Linked DNA regions of Homo sapiens: all the other regions are linked to region 2. A link is a contact called in ENCODE Hi-C or POLR2A ChIA-PET data. All regions are on one chromosome and are shown on one strand. The core of a region is the stretch at or near the end of the contact, and the rest is flanking DNA. Distances in the headings are between cores, read along the strand shown.

Region 1 (4,316 bases), core at 1-2,500, 130 kb before region 2:
GGGAATCACCAGGCCATTGCTGCATTTGGGGTGACAGGCTGAGTCTGCCAAGCCGGAGGGAGCCCTGAGGCCTCATCCTCACTGGGGGTCCTATTCCTGGAAGAGTGCTGAATGTCAACTCCCAGGCCTCCTCTTCCAGCAATAAGGAAGCCATGTCTGAGAGGGGAAGGGCAAGATGTGCCCTCAGCCTCACTCAATGAGCTCCACGTAGTTGGCAGGGAACATGCCAAAATGGCCATCCGGCCCATAGCCACGCCACCAGCCTTCGTCGATCACCTCGATGCCCGTGATGAGGTTCTCGGGGTCAAAGGAGATCTCTGTGTCGTCGGCTGCAAAGAGGATGAGCCCAGATGCATATCAGGGGCTCCCTCCCACATCCCACCTGCTCGGGCAGCCCACGGCAGCCCCACACTGCTGCAGCACACCTCGCTGCAGCTCTGGTTCCTCCTCAGAAATATCCCTGCCACCCTGCTAAGCCTTGGCCAACACTGCACCCTGTCCCAATGCGGCTCCAGTGACCACACCCCCAGGGCATACCCTCCTACAGAGCATTCCCAAAAAAGGCTAGAGTAGACACCAGCCTGCTCCGTAGGGGGCCTCCACCCCATTCTCCAAGGCCTCCACCCAGGGACGCCTGGTGAACCAGCATCCAGGCCTGGCCCACCTCCCTGCTCAGAGTCCATGTTCTGTGACAAGGGTGGCAACTGGGATTCACATCAGCGGCCAGCAAATAGCTAATGAGGAACATGTAGGGAGGCCTGGGCTGTGCAGAACACTCTAGTGCCACAGTCACCCCCACTCCAGAGGTGCTTCTACCCCTAAACGCACCGCCCACCCTCCTGTCTTCTCTTCCTGATACCCCCTGGTGCCATCTTCCCATAAAACCCCAGACCCTCTTGTCTCCTAACCTCAGGACCCTGTGGTCTGTGCCAGCCAGGCCAGGGCACCTTACCTGCCTGGTAGTCGTACAGGGCACGGGCACAGAGCCCTTGCCCACTGAGCCCCTGGCCCTGAATGTGGTGGTCAATGTGCTCAGAGCCAGCACCTTGCTGCTGCACCTGCCCAGGGATGACAAAGGTGTTACCCCAGACTCAGCCCTTACACACAATCGCTGCTCTGCCCCACATGGCTCAGGTCAAGCTGGGAGTACGCAGAGGGCAAGCAGTCTACAGGCTCGGGGGCTGGGCTGCTGCTGTCCCCGCCCTACCAGAGTACAGAAGCCACAGGACAGTGCATAAATCCCTCAGCCATAGGCTGCAAGGTCCTCTTCCCACCCAGCACCTCCTATAGAGTGGGGCGTGCCCTGACAATTTATAACACAGGGCTGCTCCAAAAATGCATGTGCTTTAAAACCTGTTGCATGCCCCCAGAAAACTCAGGCGGCCCGTGATAAGTGTTCCTGAGTATGCAGCCCCTTCCTGGCCCCAGCCCCAGTGTAGGAACCCACCAGTGGGGGCTGCTCGTAGAAGGTCTCCTGCTCTGGAGGTTCCTCATACACAGCCTCCTCTTCTGCCTGCACCAGACATGGAGGAGTGCTGGGCGCCGGCTCCTCAGCAGGGAGATCTGCACCAGGGAACACAGCAGGTTCTCACTCCCACACATCCCCCTTCTCCACTGCTGTCCCCCAGGGTCCCCATGGGGTGACAAGCGCCTTGCCTGCCCTGGGCCTTGAGATGGCAGCAGCTGGCTCTCTGCCAAAGTGGGTCTCTGGTTGGGTGAGCTGCTTCTGCAGGAAGGGGCTCCTCAGCTTGCCTGCAAACCCGGGTAAATATATACATCACTTCAGAAACACCACCACACACCCACGCACCCCACAGCACCCTCCACCCTGGTGTGCTCGAGGCAGTCTCATGGGGCTTGCTCTTGCTAGTGCAGGAACAGAGGCCCCAGGGCCATGTGCTATGTGGTGACGTGGTAGACAGCGCAGCCCAATATCTTTTGGAGGCCAAACTGGTGACCAGTGTGGTCACTGATGAGGTCAATGGCCCCAGGTGTCCCTTCTCCTCACTCACTCACCCGTCACCGATATATCTGTCACTAGCCTTGGGGGAGCCCACATAGGACCCCAGGCTCCCCCTCAGCCTGCTGCTGCCTCATGGCCAGGCCCAAAGGGAGAGCTCACCAGGCTGAGGACTGGAGATGGAGGTGGTGGACATGGCCCTCTCCTTCTGCTTGAAAATCTCCCTCGGGTGCACGGCAGACTCCTGGAGGGAAGCACATGTTGACCCCTGCAGTGGGCAAAACCTTCACCACCTCTCCCCAGATCACAGCCCCTCCAGCTGTCGGCCCAGTAGCCCCTCAAAGGTGAGTGTGGGGCCAGGAGGCAAAACATGTTCTCAGGAGAGAAGTCATTTAAAAATAAAAAGTAACGTTAAAAAAGGAAGTAAAACACAGAAGCCAAGGGGCTCCCAGGGCCTCCCCCAGGACCAGGTGTGGTCCAAGCCCGACGCTTCCGCCTTTGGCTTTCCTCTCTACTGCCACCTCTTGAGGTGCCCAGATTCCAACCTGCCCCAGCTGACTGCAGGGCAGCCTCTGCCCAGGTCTGGGCTGGGCCCTCAATCCGAGATCAGGGACTTCTGCGTGTGGCCAGGACAGGTCCAAACAAGTAGAGCACCCCCATCTTACCTGCTCATTTCGGTTCCTTGAAACCACTTCTTGCTGCTGCTCCCACGTCCTGCTGGGAAGGGCCGGGTGGGGCACAGCTGAGGCACAGTCACAGCTTCTCATGCCACACCCCTTAGTCCTCCTCGCCTCCATGGGATGGAGCAGGTGCCCAGCAATGCCTCAGGGTGGGTCCCCCAGGCCAGCCTCCACCTCTGGCTCACCTCTGGGGGCTGGCCTCGCCACCCTGCTCCTGATAGCGCTGCTCCCGGCGTGCAGCCTCACGCAGCTCACGCTCCCGGCGCTCCTGCTCCAGCTGCCGCTGTGCCTCCTCGGCCCGCCGCTTTTCCTCCAGCCGACGGTTCTCCTCCTCCTTCTGCAGGGAGAGCCACTGCCCGCTCAGCCCTATGCTGCCACTTCAGCCTAATCCCCTGCCCAGGACTGAGTTTTAGGCACATGGCCAAAGACGGGCACCAGAGCCAGTCGATCATTAGCCTTGTGGCTTAACTTACCCGAGCCTCAGTGTGACCATCTGTAATGGGCACCAAGGAGAGTGGATGCTGCATGAGCTCACTTGTGAGGAAAGATGAGCCACAGCAAGCAGAACACTCCCACGTGCCCAGCATGCCCCGGGGCAGCACTCACCTCTGCTTTGGCCCAGAAGCTGTCTTTACCAACCCTTTTAATCTCAGACACGGCATTGGTCTTCTGGTACACAGAGCCCTGTAGGGGACAGCACTCATTAGAGACCTGGACCCAGGTGGAAGGCCAGGCCCACAGGCACCAAAGGAGAGAATACGCTAAACTTGCGACAGCACAGGTGAGTGCTGCTAGGACTGGACCCAGCAGAGGCAGCAGAGCACTGCCCAGTGACCCTCAAGGAGACACACACCAAGATGACCTGAAAGAAGCCCAGGACACTGCCCCAAGGGGGATGCTCAATCCCAGACAACACTAGAGGGGTCTCTGGTGGTCTCTCGCCCTCATGGATGGGGGCCAGGGCAAGAAAGGCCCCCATACCCCACCTGCAGACTCCTAGACATTGGGCAGTTCTGAGGCAGGCCTCTGACCAGGGGCACTCAGACAGCTGACTACCACAAGAGCATCCAAGGAATCACGTCCAACCACACGCATGCGGACGCAGCTCCCAGCCATCAGCTCCACACAGCACTGGGGCCACAGGCCCACAGGTATCTCCCGTGACTCCAAGGGGCCTGCTCTGGTTTCAGGCTCCGCCTTGATGCCTCCTTTAGTTCCTCCACGGTGGCTACCTCCAGGGGCAGCCCAAGATGTTCCAGTGCCATGACCTTGAGGGCAGCCAGACTATCATAGCCATGCATGCTGCAGAGCCTCCACTCTGACCACACAGGCTGGGCTCCAGAGGAAGGCTCCAGAACAGCTAGTCCAACCCCTAGGCAAGGTCAGAGGGCTATTCCTGCTCATCTGGTCAGTGGGCAATCACCACAGCTCAGGGGTTACCATCTGCAGAAACTAAGCAGGCATGGGCCCAGCCAGCCCGGGTGCTGGGAAGTGCATATTCCTGGCCCCCTGCCTCAGGCCCTGAGCAACAAAAGGGCTGGCGATGGGCAAGCAGCACTCACCACTGGGGCCTGGGGTCCCACGTCCTGGAAGCGGCCACTCTCCTTGTGAAAGCTGTAGTTGGCACCTGAAGCCTTGGCCACCTTCTCCATGATGCACTCAGGCTCCACATCCTC
Region 2 (4,157 bases), core at 584-3,083:
AGGTGGGGCCTAGTGGGAGGTATCTGGGTCGTGGGGGCGGATTCCTCATGAATGGCTTGGTGGCCCCCCCACAATAATAAGTGAGTGCTCACTCTATTAGTTCATGTGAGATCTGGGTGTTTAAAAGAGGTGGCATCTCTCTTGCTCCCTCTCTTACCAGGTGACACGCCTGCTTCTCCTTTGCTTTCTGCCATGATTGTAAGCTTCCTGAGGCCTCACCAGAAGCAGATGCTGGCACCATGCTTCTTGTACAGCCTGCAGAACCGAGAGCCAAATAAACCTCTTTTCTTTATTAATTACCCAGCCTCAGATATTCCTTTATAGCAACACAAAACAGACTAATACACAGTTCGTAACAGCAAATACTTAGTGAAGAATTTTGAACAATAACAGCAGCTAACTCGTATTGAGTGTTTGGTATACAGCAAGCATGTGCTAAACACATTTCATAGCATTTAATTCTCAAAACAACTCTGTAAACATGTAGGACTGGGAGGCTAGGAATGATAAAGTGCCTTGCCCAAGGTCCCACTATAAGTGACCTCACATTCTCTAACCCAGGTCTGTCTGACACCCAAGTCCATACTTTTACCTACTACAGGTAATGACTAAATAAGTTACTAGTCATGTACTTGTGGAAAGTTAATGTTAAAAATTAGTTATAGGACTGGGCATGGTGTCTCACGTTGTAATCCCGCCACTTTAGGAGGCAGAGGCAAGAGGACCGCTTAAGCCCAGGAGTATGAGACCAGCCTGGGCAACATATCGAGACACTGTCTCTACAAAAAATAAACAATTGGCTGGCATGGTGGCATGTAGTCCCAGCTACCCAGGAAGCTGAGGAGGGAGGATCACTTGAACCTAGAAGGTTGAGGCTGCAGTGAGCCATGATTGTGCCACTGTACTCCAGCCTGGGCGATACTCCAGCCTGGGCGACAGAGCAAGACCTCAAAAAAAAAAAAAAAAAAAGTTATAAATACTACTTCACAACATGCTTACATTTACTATTATGTGAATAAGTGGAATACAAAATGCAGTATAATTGTTTTAAATATAGAAAAAAAACTGAAGGTAGGTATGCTAAAATGTTAACAAATAGTAAAGTGATAGAATTAGAAATACTTCTTTCTTCTACTGTTGTGCGTTTTCCAAATTCTAGTGAATGCATTAAACCCTCATGGACTCCCTCTTACCTGCAGGATAAAAACCAGTTACTTCAGCACTGCTCCTAAGGACCACCCAAGTCCACACCATCTGCCCTTCAGCTTCCCCGCTACCCTGTCAGTCCTCCAAGCCTCGTAGTCTCCCCGTTGCAGGGAAAGCCTTTTCCCCTTTTCCCCACCTGCCGAGTTCCTACTCATCCCTTAGGACCCAGCTTCTTCCTGGATACCCTTCTGGATACCCACCCAGCCCTTCTGGATACCCTACAGGGGGAACCCGCTGTCCAGAAGCCTGCAGGTGGCCCCACGGCGCCCCGCCCGCATGACGCAGCCCTCGTGGCCACGGCCCGGCCCCGCCCCGCGCTCGCGCAATCCCTTTCTCAGGCTGCGTTCGCTTTTCAGGCTGCGCGGGAGGCTGTTCTGCCTCCTTCCCAGGCAGGTGTATCCGCGACTCGCGGAGCCTCCGTCACCTTTCACTTCACGGCAGCGGCGCCCCGCCCACACCTCGACGCTTCGGACACCCAAAGAGTTGGAGGGTGGGAAAGTGCGTACCTTCTGGATCCGCTTTAGCGCCATCCTACCCCGCTGCCGGGGACCCGGGCGGCCCGGCCGGGGCTGCCTGAGGCGGCCCGCTGCCGGCTCAGCCGCCACCAAGCTGCACGCCGGGAGCCGCAGCCTGCGCTTGCGCGCGCGGGGCACTGTGGGGCCGTCGTCGCCGCGTGCCGAGCGTCCTGGCGCGGCCGAGGGGAAGCAGCGGGGCTGCCCGGGTTACGCTGGCCACCCGCACCTGGTCCTGTGGCTTCGACCACTAGTCAGCAAGGCCCCGGAGAGGCCAGCGAAGAGGAGGGGCTCGTTGGCTTTACGGAGACGCGCGGAGCACCCTCAAGGTGCCACACGCTCGCCTGCTCCCTGTTCCTACATCCTGGGCGTCTTCCCAGGCTGTCATATAACTCCTGAGAATAGTGGTTCTTAACTCTGTAAGTATATATACCCTCGTACGCCTTATGGCTGGATGCGTTACAGCCATTTCCATGTAGATGTCTGTGCATACGTTCACACGCAAAACTCTCCGCAGTTTTGGAGATCTCCGTGTTCAGTCGTACCTCACGTGATCTTGCACTGCCAACATTGAGAACCCTGGCCTTAGACTATGCATCTCCCAAACTTAATTATCTGTCTCCTTCCTATTTTCCCAAGACTTGGCAGGCGTCTAGGTCAGAGTTGTTCAAACTGAGGGTTATGAACTAGTGTGTCACGAAATCAATTTAATAGGTTGCAACCAACATTTTTTTGAAAAAAAAAAAAAAAAAGCCAGACGAGGTGGCTCACGCCTATAATCCCAGCACTTTGGGAGGCCGAGGCAGGCGGATCACTTGAGGTCAGGAGTTCGAGACCAGCCTGGCCAACATGCTGAAACTCCGTCTCTACTAAAAATACAGAAATTAGCTGGGCGTAGTGACGTATGCCTGTAATCCCAGCTACTTGAGAGGCTGAGGCACGAGAATCACTTGAACCCAGGAGGCAGAGGTTGCAGTGAGCTGAGATCACACTGTTGCACTCCAGCCTGGGTGACAGAGCGAGACTCTGTCTCAAAAATAATAAAAAATAAAAATAAAAAAACAGAATAAAATATCAGTGCATTTCACATAGTAAAGGTAAGAATTGTGGAAGTTTTGTTGGTGTGTGTATGTAGATGATATTTAATCTTCAGACTGAGACATGTTTGAGCATGAAAGTGGCTGTTAATATAATTACTCTGGGACCAACGCTGTAATCTAGAATTGTCTCCAGCCAGCCAAGACACATGGTCACCTCTATGTTTGTACTCAGTCAGCATATAAAATGTATTATAGACATTTCAATAGTTGCCCAGCTTTGTCCCTGGCTTTCACGCTCCCATTCCCCCAATCTGTCCTCCACACAACTTCATGAACTGTCTGAAATATAAAGCTTACCACACTGCATCCTTACCCAGAACTCTTCAAGGAAGCCCCGTGGCCTACAGCATCACATTCACTGTCATCCAGGGGCCTTCAAAATCCAGGATCCTCGGCCGGGCACAGTTACTCATGCCTGTAATCCCAGCACTTTGGGAGGTTGAGGTGGGTGGATCCCTTAGTCCAGGAGTTCTAGACCATCCTGGGCAACATGGTGAAACCCCGTCTCTACAAAAAATACAAAACTTAGCTGGGCATGGTGGTGTGCACCTGTAGTCCCAGCTACTTGGGAGGCTTACTTGAGCCCAGGAGATCAAAGTTGCAGTGAGTTGTGATGGCACCACTGCACTCCAGGCTGGGAGACAAAGCAAGACCCTGTCTCAAAAAAACAAAAACTCAAAGTATCCTCCAGCTTTACCTTCTCCTTCCTACCTCCAGCCCACCTGACTATCAAGTGTTTCCATCACCACAGCATCTACATTCCTTGACTAGAGCATTCACCTTCCAAAGCCAGCTCAAGCATCACCCATTGAACAGCCCAAGTCAAGCACTTCCCCTTGGTGTCAAACATTGACAACAGAAATTTTTGTTAGTCCATGGGCCATCCATCCTCCTACATTATTGACATGGCCTTCCCTCCCCATAAAACAAGTGATTCTAGATTTTATAAATGTTGATATATTTGTGTAAGAATATATAAATGGTTATTTATGTGCTAATAATGTATATGGTGGTTTTGAAGTCTCAAATCTCAAAAATATTACTTTTGGATGGTAGGTTTACTAATGTGTTAATCTCTAAAATTTCTACAGAGAATTTGCATCATTTGTATAATTCAGGAAAAAAACATATAATAGAAAATGAAAAATTCTGTTTCTATTCCCTGTTGGTAGTTTAGTGCATAGTTTTCTAAACTTTTTAGCATGCTTATATGTAATGTTTCATTTTTAACATTGAAATAATTTTAGATGTACAGAAATGTTGCAAGAATAATACACAATTGGTCAGGTGCAGTGGCTTATGCCTGTAATCGCAGCACTTTGGGAGGTCAAGGCAGGTG
Region 3 (4,416 bases), core at 1,293-3,792, 170 kb after region 2:
TTTGTGGATCAATTTGGGGCATTGTACTTTGGAAATATCAGTGTGTATATATGTCACTGTTCCTGAGAGTTCAACCTTCATTTCTGACCATAAGGCAGATCTAGCAGCTCATGTAATGTAGCTATTTCCTCACAGCTCAAAGACGGAAGAGAGGCCGGGTGAAATGGCTCACGCCTGTAATCCCAGCACTTTGGGGAGGCCATGGTGGGTGGATTACTTGAGGTCAGGAGTTCGAGACCAACCTAGCCAACATGGCAAAACCCTGTCTCTACTAAAAGTATAAAAATTAGCTGGTCATGGTGGTGCGTGCCTGTAATCCCAGCTACTTAGGAAGCTGAGGAATGAGAATCACTTGAACCCAGGGGGCGGAGGTTGCAGTGAGCCAAGATGGCGCCACTGCACTCCAGCCTGGGCGACACAGTGAGACTCCATCTCAAAAAAAAAAAAAAAAGACTCAAGAGGACATTGTCAGGAACTAAGCTCCCCTGTCACAAAGGCACTATATTCAGTGTTTTTTTTTTTAAATACACAAAAAGGTATACACTGTCCATTAATGGAAAGTTTCACTATTTGATTAAAGCTTAATTTGAAGCTGAGTAATGCAATGTCTTTTTCAAATTCCAAAATACATGGCTATCAACTTATTTCTAAAATCTTAAATATATGATTTACCACAAAAAACAAATGGCCCAACCTGTTACTACTGATAAATATATGATCATGTCATCAGAGTCCTGGATACGCCAAAGAGAATCAGAAATGAAAATGCGCGCAGCTCCTGCACAGTGGGATTCCCTGTCAGCCCACGGTTCTGATGGAGTGTCGCCTCTACATAGAAGTCAGTGCAATTTTGAGTATTTTACCAGATTTTCAGTTCTAGAAAAAATGACTGGGAGTAATAAGCAGTGTAGATCAAAAACTAAATACAATTATAACAAAGATGAAAATTAATAGATGTGGCCCAAAGTGGCAAATCTTTGACTTTAATCACATGCTAACTGGATAGGCAGGGGGTACAAAGAATAAAAAAGTAAAGATCGGCCGGGCGCGGTGACTCATGCCACGCCTGTTATAATCCCAGCACTTTGGGAGGCCGAGGCGGGTGGATCACCTGAGGTCAGAAGAATTGCTTGAACCCAGCAGGTGGAAGTTGCAGTGAGCCGAGATCGCGCCACTGTACTCCAGCCTGGTGACAGGGCGAGGCTCTGTCTCAAAAAAAAAAAAAAAAAAAAATTACATATGAAATGTGGGAAAACACACTGAGAATTATTCCTAAAAAAGTTGAAGTATAATTAGAGACCCTATTGTAATTTTTAGCTCTCTGGCTACAGAATTTCCCTTCTGATACTTTGTCTAACATTTGACTTGTTTTTCTGGAATGCATCCCGTTAAGGGAAGGATGAGCATATTTATCAATACAATCTTTTAGGAAATAATTAGGAATATACCAATACCTTTATTTCCATAATTTTAATATCTTCTTGGGAATCGTACTATAGAAATTACATTAATGATGGAAAAACTTTCAGCACAGTATTGCTTCCTTTGTAGGTGGTGATGATGACAGCTAACATTTACTGAATCCTTCCCATGCTGAAAACCCTATTGTAAGCTATTTATGTTCGCTAAGTCACTTATTCTTCAGGGCTATCCTACTAAGTAAGCATTATGATTACCCCCACTTTTACAGGTGAGAAAATCGAGGCAACAAGAGGTTGGTTAACGTGCCCAAGATCAGATCGCACAGCGGTATAATAGGATGGAAAACTCCTATCACATAATGAACGTTAAGTGAAAAAAATTAGTATCCAAAACTGTAAGTCTGATGTCTCATTCTTTTTATAATTTAAGTAGTTTATAAATACCCTCATTATTAGCCATATTTCTGAGCACTTCATATGTAGAGTGCACTTTACAGAACACTGTCATGTAACCCTCACACCGTCTACGAAATAAGTGATAGTTTCCAGTTTCCAAAAACGAAAGCGGGGCTAGGAGAGGCCAAGTGCCTCGCGTGGCGCCTCAGGATTCGCCCCAGCGGAGCAGACCCCAGGGCATCCCAGGCGGGTCCCGGCCGAGCTAGCGGCCCTGCGGTGGCTACGCCCGGGCCCAGCCGCTCGCGCTCCTGGAGCCGCCGGACTACGCGGCACGCGGACGCCGAGCCTGCCCTCTTGGGTCTACATAAAAACCGAAACTACGGGCAGTCTTAACCGAAATGGAGACTTAATTTTTTAGACTGTCTTTTGTGTAGTTGAGAAAGCCCCTTGCCGGGACCCGCGCTGCTGGGCCTCCGACCGCGTCCTCACTCCGGGCCCGGGCGGGGCGGGGCGGGGCAGGCGGCGCCCAGGCTGCGTCCCGGCTCTGGCGGCCGCGGGCCCGGGCCTCCTGCGGGCCTGGGGCTTCGAGCTCAGGCCCTAGCGCTCTATGGAAGCCGCGCGCGACCCCCGCTCCCCTGCGCGCGACCCCCGTTCCCCGCGCGCGCCTCACCTGACGCGGGCACCGCTCTCCGTGCAGCCTCCGGGCGCCACCGGCTTTGCGGACCGGGGCGGGATCCCAGCTCCGATTGGCTGCCCGGCTGGGGGGCGGGGGCCCCGAAGCGGGGTGGCGGAGACCGGGAGGGGACCGGAGGCGGTGGGGAAGGGAGTGGACGGAAGGGGAGGGAGGGTCCCGGCCTCGTGCGGTCGCGCGTGAGATCCTGGCCTCTGTGCCCTGGGTCTGGCGCCTGGGGCCGTAAGAACCGTCCGTGCGCCTGCCCTGTTCTCTGCACCCAGCTTGGTGGCGAGGGGTGGGTGGTGGGTGCCGGCCGACCGGAGGGCGTATGGAAGTGGCTGGGCCCCCTCACGGTGTGCCTGGCCCCCTCACGGTGTGCCTGGCCCCGGCGTGGGGGGGGCAGGCCCGGGGGGTGTCGCATCTCTCTTATCCGCCCCCCACTCACCACGTAGAACCCACTGGATCCCATTGGTATTTAGTGGCCCCGGGCCGACTGAACTGGCGCCGAGGCTTACCTGAGTCCTTCCTGTAAATGTGAGGAGCGGAGGGAATATTCCAGGAGGCCGGTGTCTGCGATGTCCTGCTCTTGGGTAGCTAGGAAGTAGTGAACGTGGTCTAGGGAACTGCCTGGGCTCTTATCCACCTGGGAATGGGTTTGTTGGGGATCCTGATGTGGGAGAAGCCAGGGAGCTTCTAGCCTAGTGGGGCTAGGGGAGAAAACAGGGAGAGGGGTGGATTAGGCTGAAGGAAAGAGATCTCTGATCTTAAAGGCAGCGTTCTGACGGGTAAGGTTGACTGGCATTTTCCCCAACAAAGAGTTCTAGTACCGTATTCCATGACCTGACAAGCCTGTTTAAGTGAGGTTTTGTTGAGTGCAAAGAGAGAAGGCTTGGCTTTGAATTTTTATCTCCAGGCGGGACCTGCCTCCTGAACTCCATACTCCTCTATCCAGCTGCCTCCTTAATACCTCCTCTTGGATCTCTAAAATACATTTCAATCTCAACACATCCAAATCTGTGCCCCTGATCTCTTCCCCATAGCATCACCATCTCGATGGCAACTCCATCTTCCAGTTGTCAAGGCCAGAAACCTTGCTGTTTCAGAAACCTTTCTCTCACATCCCACCTCCAGGGCCCAAAAATTCTGTTGGTTGGATCTCCCTAGCATACCCAGAGCCTGACCACTTCTTACCTCTGCCTCCATCATCTGCTACCTGGGTCATGACAGTGGTCTCTTCCCTGATATCCCTGCAGCCTGTCCCCATAAAGCAGCCAGAGTGACCTTAAAAAAAGAAAGCCAGATCAAATTCCTCCTCTGCCCAAAACCTTCCCAGTGGTTTCCCAAACTCAGAGTAAAACCCAAAGCCCTGCCTGATCTGCTCCTCTGTTACCCCTACAACCTCATCTGCTACTGCCTCCCCACTGGCTCACTCTGCTCCAGTCACTCTGGCCTCCCTGCTATTTCTTATGCAAGGCAGACAGGGCTCTGCTGCAGGGTCTTTGCACAGGCTCCTGTCTGTTTGGAATGCTCGACTACTTCTCACTCTTCCTGATATTTTCTCAAATGCTGCCTCATTGAGAACTACCCTAACCACTCCATTTGAAATTGCCACCTGCCCCACTCCTGAATGACTTATTTCTTTAGCTCCTGACTGAATTTGTTTATTTAGCTTATTGTTTGTTATCTGTCTCTTCCATCCACCCCTCCCTGCTGCTGCCCCTTGGGTCATGATATGTCCTTTCTCGGAAAAATAACTGCCACTGATGAGGTACCATATTTTCACTGGCAAGGCCTAGGACATAAGCCAAACTCTGGGGTCTGATTGTGCAGTCACTTTAAATAAACCACAAGAGAAAAGAGTGATTCCCCAAAAGGACATGCTGAGTGCTGCTGCTAGGAGAAGGGATGCTGGCTAGGCAAAACCAC
Region 4 (4,875 bases), core at 1,375-3,874, 200 kb before region 2:
GGCTCACACCTGTAATCTCAGCACTTTGGGAGGCTGAGATGGGCGGATCACCTGAGGAGTTGGAGACCAGCCTGGCTAATATGGTGGAACCCCATCTCTACGAAAAATACAAAAATTAGCCAGGTGTGGTGGCACATGCCTGTAATCCCAGCTACTTGGGAGGCTGAGGCAAGAGAATCACCTGAACCCAGGAGGCGGAGGTTGCAGTGAGCCGAGATTGTGCCACCGCACTCCAGCCTGGGTGACAGAGTGATACCCTGTCTCAAAAAAAAAAGCCGAATAAACGAATAAAGATCTCATCTATGGCCGTACCACCCTGAATGTGTCCAATCTCAGAAGCTAAGCAGAGTTGGGCCTGGTTAGTACTTGGAGGGGAGAAATAACGGTCTATGCTAAAGGAAAATTCAGGTGCAATTAAAGTAAAATTAATTATATAAAAGAGAATACATTAAAAGCTAGTATTATTGTAACTTTGGTTTGTAATTCCACCAAGTGGAATTTGTTCCTGAAATGCTAGAATGGTTCAACATAAAAATCAATAAATGTAATAGACCACATTAACAGAAAAAAAACCCACACGGTCATCTCAATTGATGTCAAAAAAGTATTTGACAAAATTCAACACTCTTTTGAAAGAAGAAAAAGCTCAACAAACTAAGAATAGGAGGAAACTACCTCAAATAATAAAATCCATAGGCCAAATCCCCAAACTCACAGCTAGCAACATATTTAATGCTAAAGACTGAAAGCTTCCCCTTTAAGATCCGGAATAAGACAAAGATGCCCACTTTCACCACTTCTACTCAACATAGTATGGGAAGTTCTAGCCAGAGTAATCAGGTAAGAAAAAAGAAATAAAAAGCATCTGAATTGGAAAGGAAAAAGTAAAATTATTTGTTTGCCCAATACATGTACAATGTTTCAGGTGAAGGCTCAGAACAGTACAACCTTACCAGCAAGAGTCCTGCTGTCTCTGTGTGAATCCCAGCTATTACTCACTAGCTACATGATCTCTCTTGCCCTCCCTGCCTCAATTTCCTCATGTGTAAAGTGGGAGAAAAATAATAGTTCATGCTTCAAAGGTTTTTTGTTTGTTTGCTTGCTTTGAGACAGCGTCTGGCTCTGTCGCTCAGGCTGAAGTGCAGTGGTGCAATCTTAGGTCACTGCAACCTCAGCCTCCTGGGCTTAAGCGATCCTCCCACCTCGGCCTCCCAAAGTGTTGGGATACAGGCGTGAACCACTGTGTCTGACCCAAAGGATTATTTGAGGAGCAGATGAATTAATGTGTCATAACCTCAAAGCAGTTGCAAAGGCGTTTAATAATTAAAATATCACATTTTAAATTAAAATATAAGGCTGGGCGTGGTGGCTCATGCCTGTAATCCCAGCACTTTGGGAGGCTGAGGTGGGAGGATCACTTGAGCCCAGGAGTTCCACACTAGCCTGGGCACCATTGGGAGACCCTGTCTCTACACACACACGCACACACACACACACACACACAAACTTAAAGTAGCCAGGCGTGGTGCTGCGCGCCTGTTGTCCCAGCTACTCGGGAGGCTGAGGCGGGAGAATCACTGGAGCCTGGGAGTTCGAGGCTGCAGTGAGCCGAGATCGCACCACTGCACTCCAGCCTGGGCCACAGAGCAAGACGCTGCCTCAAACAAACAAACAAAAACAAAAATTAAAATATTAAGTAATAATTAACGAGTGTTAATATCCACTCGTTGTGGAGACAAGACCTGGACTTAGGAAACAGGCCCAGGGAAGTAGCAGAACAGTAGCGCTAGAGGACGCCTGGGAGAATCAGCGCGCGGCGGGAAGAGCCCGGGAAGCTTAGTGGGGAAGCGTCTCTTGATGGGGTGAGGAATTCTATAAATTAGTGGAGATGGAAAAAAAAAAAAAAAAGTATTCCCAAAGTGGGAGACAGCACTCAGAAAGACGTGGTGGTAAGAACGAGTATGAGTAACGGGGACAACGAGGACACTGGAGATTGGGGAGTGTTGGGCTGGAAGCTGGTGTGCAGCTGTGGGCAAGCTAGGGAGGACCCCGAAACCGCCAATGCGTTTCCCGGACGCAGACGCTGGCAGGACGGGAGGAACCCCGAGACCCCGCGCCATCCCTTCAGGAAGAGTTACTTCTCCCCGGCCAAGTTAGTGGGCCTTGGGCCTTCTTTCTGTTGGGATCCTCCTCGCGTGTCGCCATCGCTACAAGTGGGCAGCTCTGCGGGGAAAGCTGGGACGCTGGGGGCTTCACCAAGGAGGCTGGCGGCCGACCACTGGGAGGTCTGGCGGGGTGACGACCACTGGGAGGTTTGGGCAGGGCCTGACGGGGTGACGCGGTCAGCCCACTGGAGGCCGACACCCCCCGTCAGCCCAACCCCTGCACGCGCGGCCGCCAACCAAAGACCCGCGGCGCCGGCCTGCGAGCCCCCGCCCCGCGTTGCCCAGGAAACCGAGGGTGTGGCTCCGCGTTCTCTGGGCGTCCCAGGGACTGGGCGCACAGTGGTCGGCGGGATGAGGCGCCTGGTGACGGACGGGGCGAGGAGGGCAGCGATTGGTGAGATTAGGCGATGGGCGGGGAAGCCGCGCGGGGATTAGCGAGTTGCGGCGATGGGCGGGGCAGGCGCGCGGGGATTGGCGGGATGCGGCGCGCCGCGCGGTGAGTGGGGTCCAGGGAAACGGGGTCAGCTGGGGGTGGCAGTTCCAGGCCGCGAGGCCGGGCTCCTGGGTCGGTGGGCTGGTGTCTTGGCGGACGTCCCGCAGCTGCCGCGTGGATCCGAGCCGGGGCACCCGCCGTGACTGGGACAGCCCCCAGGGCGCTCTCGGCCCCATCCCGAGTAGCGCGGCCTGGCTGCTGCCGCCATCAAGCACGTTCGAGCCAAAAGCTCCTAACGAGTCACTCGTTAGACACGTGTGCGGAGCCTGTGTCCCAGGCCAGTGCTGTCCCGTGGAGATAGATTGCAAGCCGCTAGGGAATTTTTTAACTTTCTAGTAGGTGTACGAAAAAAGTAAAACGAAACAAATCAATTGGAGTAAATCCATAAATATATTCAAACTATTATTTCAATTGTATGTGAAAAAATTATTGGGATATTCTTTGTACTATTCTTAGAAATCCATTGTGTGTCCAACCCAAACATCACAGTTGGACTCACCACATCTCCTGTACTTCGTAGCCCTAGGTGGCTAGTGGCATAAGACACAAAAATCTCAGCTCTCCTGGAGCTTATGGTCTAGTTGGAGCAGGCAGACAATACATTTAAAATATACAGTTTGTTAGAAGGTAAATGTTGTAAACAACAATAACAGTTGAAGTACTGGGGAGAGTTGCAGTTGTAAATCAGATGGGCAGGGCACAAGGTAACATTTGAGTAAAGATGTAAGAACTTGAAGGAGATGGGCAAGTGAGCTCTATAAGTATACGGGAGAGGGGCAAGCAAGAGTTCAGAGGCCCCTTGCTGTGGGGAGGGATCCAAGGTGGAGGAGTGGGAACCAGGAGGGGAGAGGACCAGTGGAGCAGATCTCATAGGCAGTTGTAAGGACTTGGGGCCTTATTCAATGAAATGAGGACACTTTGGAGAGTTTTGAACAGAGCAGTGACTGATTTATGTTTTGGTTTTGGTTTAGTTCTATTATTATTTAATAATAGGCTTATTATTTCACAGAAGTTTTATTTAATAAGGCAGACCTCTTGTCTGGAAATGAGACAGGTGCCGGAGAGCTGGATGGAGGCAGATCGGGAATTCCATTTGGGGCAAACTGAACTTGATTGAGACCCTGGTAGTTGTCCAGATGGAACAGGACACCTGAGTCTAGGGTTCGGGAAGAACTCCAGATGGGACAAACACTCCTAGCTTTCCTTTTCTCTTTTTGGATGACCGCTACAGGGTGAGACATCGGTATCCAGGCACGATAAATTTCCAAGTGGACACAATGTCTGGTGTCAACTACAGCTGTTCTCCTTCTTTTCCCAGTATCCTTTGGGTGCAGTGAGACACCAGGAGAGCTGCTGCTTTGGGGGATGGACAGGGGCAGCAGGAATGCCTTTGTGTTTTCGCAGTGAACCTCCTTGGCCTGGGCGAAGCTGTGTGGACCAAGCAAGTCAGGAGTGTGGCCATGTTTTCTGAGCAGGCTGCCCAGAGGGCCCACACTCTACTGTCCCCACCATCAGCCAACAATGCCACCTTTGCCCGGGTGCCAGTGGCAACCTACACCAACTCCTCACAACCCTTCCGGCTAGGAGAGCGCAGCTTTAGCCGGCAGTATGCCCACATTTATGCCACCCGCCTCATCCAAATGAGACCCTTCCTGGAGAACCGGGCCCAGCAGCACTGGGGTAAGTGAGAGTTTGGGAAGGTGCTTCCCCCACAGCATCCCTGAACTTAGAAGTGTTCTGCAAGAGAATGGGAACAGTTTATCTAATTGATCCCACTTCCTGTTACCTTGGGAAAATTAACCTCTTTTTCCCTCAGTTTCTTCTTAAGATAGTAACAAGGATTAAATTAAGTAATTTGTGGGTTTGGAGTTAGTTTTAGTTCAGAGGCTGGTTGGAGATGAGGACTTAGTTCTGGCGGTGATGGCGATTACTTCACTGGCAGAGGAAAATGGTTTTCCTATCTTCAGTGCAGATTATTCAGGTATTTGCCTGTGCTGTAGCCAGAGAGCCCCTCAGTGTGGCAAGCCTGGCGCCAGGCACCAGGAGCCAAGACTGGTGAGGATGCACTCTCTGGTCTCGAGGGGACCCCCTCTGTTCACTCATGTCTGTTTGCCTCTCCTCCTGGCCCCCATATTTGCTGGCCATGAATTTTCCTGTCCCTTGGGCCCTCTGTCTTTCCTAATAAAGTGGCCTGCCCAACACAACCCTTGTTCTTTG

What was found. Hi-C counts contacts between places; a loop is a spot of excess contacts on that map. ChIA-PET counts read pairs that join two places held with the same protein, here RNA polymerase II (POLR2A). Pooled maps may share reads with other maps.
Region 1: a map with no recorded cell type shows a loop between it and region 2 (4-fold over the local background). The contact joins the enhancer-like site here to the promoter of UBE2D4 in region 2. A Hi-C loop is called at or near these places in 1 of 168 maps with a recorded cell type or tissue (CD8-positive, alpha-beta T cell), 4 of 37 single-sample maps with no recorded cell type and 8 of 50 pooled maps. POLR2A ChIA-PET finds 5 or more read pairs at or near these places in 4 of 52 experiments (CD4-positive, alpha-beta T cell, GM12878, activated B cell and 1 more).
Region 3: a loop to region 2 is called in a map with no recorded cell type, with 8 times the contacts of the local background. The contact joins the promoter of BLVRA here to the promoter of UBE2D4 in region 2. A Hi-C loop is called at or near these places in 2 of 37 single-sample maps with no recorded cell type and 10 of 50 pooled maps. POLR2A ChIA-PET finds 5 or more read pairs at or near these places in 4 of 52 experiments (Caco-2, T-cell, WTC11 and 1 more).
Region 4: a map of CD8-positive, alpha-beta T cell shows a loop between it and region 2 (14-fold over the local background). The contact joins the promoter of POLD2 here to the promoter of UBE2D4 in region 2. A Hi-C loop is called at or near these places in 3 of 168 maps with a recorded cell type or tissue (CD8-positive, alpha-beta T cell, naive thymus-derived CD4-positive, alpha-beta T cell and sigmoid colon), 1 of 37 single-sample maps with no recorded cell type and 11 of 50 pooled maps.

The regions. Positions count from the first base shown.
Region 1 is chr7:44,056,790-44,061,105 of GRCh38, reverse strand. It overlaps DBNL (drebrin like), which reads right to left. Exons shown (of 13, transcript NM_001014436.3): 5 at 4,203-4,316; 6 at 3,247-3,324; 7 at 2,826-2,977; 8 at 2,626-2,674; 9 at 2,123-2,204; 10 at 1,657-1,752; 11 at 1,448-1,563; 12 at 953-1,058; 13 at 1-329. The coding sequence ends at 190. Among named protein-coding and RNA genes, the nearest start is that of PGAM2, 6.6 kb to the left of the region's middle. RefSeq lists enhancers at 480-1,056, 1,057-1,632, 1,576-1,735. Within about 2 kb of position 1,250, at least 6 of the 41 ENCODE cell types and tissues checked have a DNase peak (open chromatin) inside an H3K27ac peak, as active enhancers do; they include CD8-positive, alpha-beta T cell, where a contact is called at or near this core.
Region 2 is chr7:43,924,112-43,928,268 of GRCh38, reverse strand. It overlaps UBE2D4 (ubiquitin conjugating enzyme E2 D4), which reads right to left and starts at 1,833. Exons shown (of 7, transcript NM_015983.4): 1 at 1,713-1,833. The coding sequence starts at 1,736. It also overlaps a transcript of URGCP not described here. RefSeq lists a silencer at 1,400-1,939.
Region 3 is chr7:43,756,806-43,761,221 of GRCh38, reverse strand. BLVRA (biliverdin reductase A) reads right to left here and starts at 2,542. Exons shown (of 8, transcript NM_000712.4): 1 at 2,488-2,542. It also overlaps the pseudogene LOC107986727. RefSeq lists silencers at 2,118-2,437, 2,448-2,837 and a cis regulatory region at 3,859-4,416.
Region 4 is chr7:44,121,297-44,126,171 of GRCh38, reverse strand. It overlaps POLD2 (DNA polymerase delta 2, accessory subunit), which reads left to right and starts at 2,624. Exons shown (of 11, transcript NM_006230.4): 1 at 2,624-2,661; 2 at 4,063-4,338. The coding sequence starts at 4,119. It also overlaps the pseudogene RNA5SP230. RefSeq lists enhancers at 1,959-2,018, 1,538-2,442 and a silencer at 2,229-2,938.